Linked DNA regions of Homo sapiens: region 2 is linked to region 1. A link is an interaction called in ENCODE POLR2A ChIA-PET data of the cell type or tissue named here. Cell type or tissue: PC-9. All regions are shown on one strand. Links, peaks and the distances in the headings refer to the core of each region. The heading gives the core; the rest is flanking DNA. Region 1 overlaps LOC124903162. Region 2 overlaps FOXO1 (forkhead box O1).

Region 1 (2,915 bases), core at 180-2,679:
GCTCATATTCTGTCTCTCCTCCCCTTACTCTTTCTTTGAGGTATTTCAACTAAGAGACACAAGAGACCAGGACTCAACTGGTGGTGGTGTTTAAAGTTGGGAGGTCATATAGATGTGGTGGTGGAGGCCTCCTTGTTAGGACTGGCCATGTAGACCAAGCTGGTTTCCAGAGAGGAGACAGTGAAACAGAGGGGAGTGTTCCCTGCCTGGCAAGCTCCCCATTCTCCTGAGGCCTGGCTGTCCTTCTTCCAAATTCTCCATAAGAAACCCCTTTGTGATTTGAGCTGCTCTGAGCTGCTTAGTTCCTTGAAACCAAGTGACCTCTATCCTGGATACTGGCCCACAGTCTCTTCTATCAAACCTGAGAAGCCAGTCAGTAAATGTCGATGACGATGACAATGATGATGACAAGAAGGACGGGAGGGGGACAAGATGAAAAATCTGTTTTAGAGTCTATGTGCTTCTTAGATACTGCTGTGTTCTTCTGAAACCATCTAAGAGGGTGAGGGGTTTTTGTTTGTTTGTTTCGTTTTGTTTTCATCACTGCCCTGCCCTAGCTGTGGGTCAAAACAAGATGCACACCTGGTGAGTTCCTTGTTTTCTTGGATAACAGGAGAACTTCAGCTCCAGCTCCTACTAACTTCTCTCAGTCTACCCCTTACTCCTTTGTCCTTTTCTTCTTTCTTTAATGTCTTTGACCCAGACCCTTGGCTACCTAGCATCCATCATTCAGCTGAACCCTGGGTCCTTCAGGCTAACATTTCTTTAGTTTACAGTTCTACCAATTAGCATCATTAAATTACCATTTATGTTTCCTTAAAAAGTGGAGATTGCATCTTTTTTTGGAGATTTGGTTCTAAAGTCAGTATGTGAGGCAAAGAGTGAAAGCCTCTTATCTTATCCTAAAGTAGACAGCAGTATATGTGGTTTGTGTACATAAGCCTGTGCAGTAATACTTGAGTATACAAGATTAATAACACATGCAGTAATGTGGATTGTCTGATAAAGACTTTTATACAAAATAAATTTCCTACTTCCTCTCTCCCTTCACCTCTCTTTTTGCTGAGTGCACATAGTTTAATGCACAGGACAAGCCCTGTGCTATACTGAAATACCCTGTCTTTTCTGACATCGGGGGCTCCCAGTGTGGGAGAGGGCATGTGTCATCTCTGGTTTGTTGAGGAAGTTCCTATGGTGCTCCTGTCTCTGTGCACACTTTCCTTGCAGATGCTTCTGCAGCCCTGCAGGCAAAATACCCAACTGAGACCTAATCAGGAAACCAAAAGGAAAAATGAGGAGGTGGGAAAGATACTAAACAGACAATTAGCCACCCGAGACAAGTACTATTGGCTTCCGTGGCATAGACAGATTGTGAAAAGTTGGGGGAAGGGAAACCGAGTGGAAGGGCAATGTGGGGCTCTCCATCCATGGATCATTTTGCCTGCTGCCTCTGCTTTAAGGGTCAGATGTTAAACGGAGACAGCTGGAGCCTCTGGTTTTCACCAGGTGTGGCTAAGTTTCATATTGGAAACTGGCAATTCCTCTGAAAACTTAGATCACCCTTCAGATACTGGTAATGCCACCCCCAGGAATAAAAATGATCTTGTGCCCCCAGAGAGCAGGCTATCTGTATGTTCCTCACAGTGATTCACGCCTGTAATTCCAGCACTTTGGGAGACCAAGGTGGGCGGATCACCAGAGGCCAGGAGTTCGAGACCAGCCAGGCCAACATGGCAAAACCTCGTCTCTACTAAAAATACAAAAATTAGCCAGGTGTGGTGTCCTGTGCCTGTAATCTCAGCTACTCTGGAGGCTGAGGCAGGAGAATTGCTTGAATCCTGGAGGCAGAGGTTGCAGTGAGTCGAGATTGCACCAGTACACTCCAGCCTGGGTGACAGAGCAAAACTCCATCTCAAAAAAATAATAAAATAAGTTTTGAATTCGGCATGACTGACTTTTAAATAAAAATCACCTATCATGGTTTACCATATGTCTGATGAAATCCTGTAAAAATGAAATGCAGATCTCTGCCATTCACTCTTGAGCAAATACATATGCTGTCACATCTCAGAGCTATTTATTTCTCCTTATTTTAAGTGTGCCCGGTGCCATCCATCCAGATGCACATCAAACGCACAAGTAAAAATGAAACAGAATTTCTCAGTCATTTGAACATTTAGAATTTATTTGTAACATGGAACAGATATTAATTATGTTTTGGAAAATAAGAAAGGAAAAAGCCCACGAGTATATGGGCCAAATGTAGATCTCCTAGGAGCTGGAACCTAGATTCAGGGGTTGGCAGATGTCATGTGAGCCTTACTCAGGCTCTGTCCTGCCTGGGGTCATTGGGTAAGTCACCGGACTGCTCAATGACTCATTTCCCTGACTCTCCCTGGAGAAGAGTAATTCTGCCTCGATCATACCACCTTGACCCAGGATGATGATCAGAGGACTGAGAGAAATAAATGCATAAAAGCAAACTAGAGTTCAGAAAGTTGGTCTTATATGTGTATGATTTCATGCATCCTTTTGAGCCCAGCAAGTGGCTCGCTAGTTACTTTCAAGAATATTGCAGAAAAAGCTGCTCTGAAGTGGCTGCTCTAAACCTGAGCCTGCTTCCACGATGGAGGCAGATTGTAGCAAGGCAAGGAACTGCCCCTCCATGGTCTGAGGCCCAGAGAGAGCCTCAACACTGTATGGAAGTGGGTGTGATCAGAAGGTTGGGACCAAATAACTTTGCTGCCCACTCAAGGGGTGCCAGGAACTGAAGCTTCTGCACTGGAGCATGTGTGACTGTAGCTAGCTGCAGGCTGTCCTTGTCTCCTACCAGCTCCTTAACATTCCAGCTTCCTGTGTGGCCTGGCAGCATCCCTGGAGAGGCCAGACTCTCAGCGTCCCTTGAGGCCAGGGAG
Region 2 (2,915 bases), core at 141-2,640, 470 kb before region 1:
GGGCTCAAGAGATATTCGTGCCTCAGCCTCCCAAGTAGCTAGGATTACGGGTGCCCACCACCACCCCTGGCTAATTTTTGTGTTTTTAGTGGAGATGGGGTTTTGCCATGTTGTCCAGGCTGGTCTCGAACTCCGGGGCTCAAGTGGTCCCTTTGCCCATTGTTAAATTGTGTTATTTGTCCTTTTAGTACTGAGTTTTAAGAATTCTTCATATATTCTAGGTACTAATCCCTTATATATATGATTTACAAATAATTGCTCCCATTCTGTGGGGTTTTTGTGTTTTGTTTTTGAGACGGAGTCTCGCTGTGTCACCCAGGCTGGAGTGCAGTGGCGTGATACTGGCTCACTGCTACCTCTGCCTCCCAGGTTCAAGCTATTCTCCTGTCTCAGCCTCCTGAGTAGCTGGGACTACAGGCATGTGCCACCACACCTGGCTAATTTTTTGTATTTTTAGTAGAGATGGGGTTTCACTGTGTTAGCCAGGATGGTCTCCATCTCCTGACCTCGTGATCCACCTGCCATGGCCTCCCAAAGTGCTGGGATTACAGTCATGAGCCACCATGCCCTGCTGGGTTTTTTCATTTTTTTTGGAGGTAGTGTCCTATTTTTTTAAAATTTGTGGTAAAATATACATAAAATACACTATCTTAACCGTTTTAAAACGTACTGTTCCGTGACATTAAGTACTTTCATTTTGTTATGCCAACCCATTGTAATCACCATCCATCTTCAGAACTCTTTTCATCTTGCAAAACTGTAACTTTGTGTCTGTTAAACAATAACTTCGCATTTCCTCCTTCTTCAGGCTTTTGACAGCCACCATTCTACTTTCTGTCTCTATGAATTTGACTACTTTAGGTCCTTTATAGGAGTGGAATCCTATTTTGTGACTGGTTTATTTCACTTAGCACAATGTCTTCAAGGTCCATCCATGTTGTAACTTGTGTCCTACTCTATTCTATGTATATATCACATTTTGTTTATCCATTCATCCCTCAATGGACACCTTTTGGGTGTTGTGAATAGTACTGCTGTGAATATGGATGTACAAACGGTGGTGTCCTTTGAAGCAAAAATGTTCTTAATTTTGATGAAGTCCAAAGTATCTATTTTTTTTTCTTTTGTAGCTTGTGCTTTTGGTGTCATGTCTAAGAAACCATTGCCTAATCCAAGATCGGAAAGATTTATCCCTATGTTTTCTTCTAAGAGTTTAATGTATTAGTTCTTACATTTAGGTCTTTGATTCTTTTGAGTTGATTTTGGTATATGCCATGAGGTCACAGTCATAGTTTATGGAATGCGGCCCTAAACTTAAGCTCTAGTTGTTGGTCTGCTTTGGTTATGCTGAAAAGTTGCAGCATAAATACTTTTCGCAGGGATCCCTCCTCCACAATGCTGCCACTCCACCCTGCAGGACTCTAAGTCCAGCCTCTCTTGGCCCTGAATGATTGAGAACTCTGGAACAAAGACCTTGGCAATAATGTTTTTATATCCATTTCATTTTTCCTCATTGGTCATAACGGCTTTATTCTTTCTCACTTATCCACCCCACAACATAATTTATGTTAGGTGGAAAATTGCCCCTAACTTTAGTAAGCCTCTTTGGGGTGGGAAAATCCTCACCTGTATGGAGGCATTGCCCCTTGATTCTTGGTTTCTGAACCACATTCCTGCAGAGTGGTGCCCTGCGGGAATCTTGGTATTATACTTTAAGGCAACTTCCTTCCCATTTAAGAAATTAAAAAGATTTAGACAAAGAAAAATGACAGAGTGGTGTTGAGGAGTGGTGTTGGCAAAGCTTGTAGTCTTCACAGTATGGGAAGGGAAAAATAGTTTTAGGCTCTTTCCCTATTTGCCAGGCCAGTCATTAAGTGACAAGCTTTTCCTGGTTTTTCCTTTTTTTTTTTTGAGAAGTTTTGCTCCCACGCCCAGTCTGGAGTGCAGTGGCGCGATCTCGGCCCACCCCAACCTCCACCTCTTGGGTTCAAGCAATTATCCTGCCTCAGCCTTCCGAGTAGCTGGGATTACAGGCGCGCGCCACTGCACCTGGCTACATTTTTGTATTTTTAGTGGACACGGGGTTTCACCATGTTGGCCAGGCTGGTCTTCAACTCCTGACCTCAGGTAATCTGCCACCTTGGCCTCCCAGCATGCTAGGATTACAGGCGTGAGCTACTGCACCAGGCTGGTTTTTCCATGTTGACAAATGATTTTTGCTTTTCAGTGGGAACAAAAAGAAGAACAAAAGCAAACAGCCCCAGACTGTTTAGAAGGATCCCCTTGGCTTGCCCTGTGTGTAAACGACACCGAGATTTTCTGTATAATCAGAGATTCTCAAGAGTTTCAGTTCCCCTTGCTGTTTAAATTAGCAGGACTTGAATTCCTAGAACAAATATGCCTAGCATTGTGGCAGGACTGGAGTTCCTGGTTTAGCTACTTATATTTTAAACCTCCTTCCCTTATTTTTTGGACATAGAAAGGTAGAAGATATAATACTATCAATTTTTTTGAAGTGGTGGGCATTATTTTGTAAATTAAAAATGTTAGATGTAATGTAGTTAAAGGTTCTTATCACTTGACTGCTGAGCACAAGAAAAGCCCAAACCAGGCTACTTGTTGTAGGTCCTCTGGTTTCAGAATGATTTATGCTCACTTTACTAGCACATATTTAGTTGCCTTGAACCTTCTCAACTGTAGCTTCCTCTTACAGAACACAGTGCCCCACAAGGAGACTTTGAATCTGTGATCTCCTCCCAGGTTTTAGCCGAAGCCCACAACCCACTGAGCATGTGAAGCAAGGGCCATTGGTGGATGGGTCTTATGTCCATATGCAGGTTGAATATTCCTAATCTGAAAATCTAAAATCCTAAATGCTCCAAAATCTGAAACTTCTTGAGTGGCAACATGATGCT

Evidence for each region. Peaks named below come from ENCODE experiments on the same cell type or tissue, not always from the same donor. Only the 100,000 strongest peaks of a DNase experiment are listed, where the experiment ranks them.
Region 2: POLR2A ChIA-PET joins it to region 1 with 9 read pairs; 3 of 35 experiments call an interaction of 5 or more read pairs at or near these places.

What each region holds. Positions count from the first base shown.
Region 1 is chr13:40,163,756-40,166,670 of GRCh38, reverse strand. All of the region lies in intron 1 of LOC124903162, which reads left to right. Among named protein-coding and RNA genes, the nearest start is that of LINC00332, 17 kb to the left of the region's middle. In PC-9, for the core only: no CTCF peak of the experiment used is centred there; no DNase peak of the experiment used is centred there; H3K27ac peaks cover 345 bases.
Region 2 is chr13:40,629,648-40,632,562 of GRCh38, reverse strand. The region is part of intron 1 of FOXO1 (forkhead box O1); the gene reads left to right. Among named protein-coding and RNA genes, the nearest start is that of FOXO1, 36 kb to the left of the region's middle. RefSeq lists an enhancer at 2,380-2,479. In PC-9, for the core only: no CTCF peak of the experiment used is centred there; no DNase peak of the experiment used is centred there.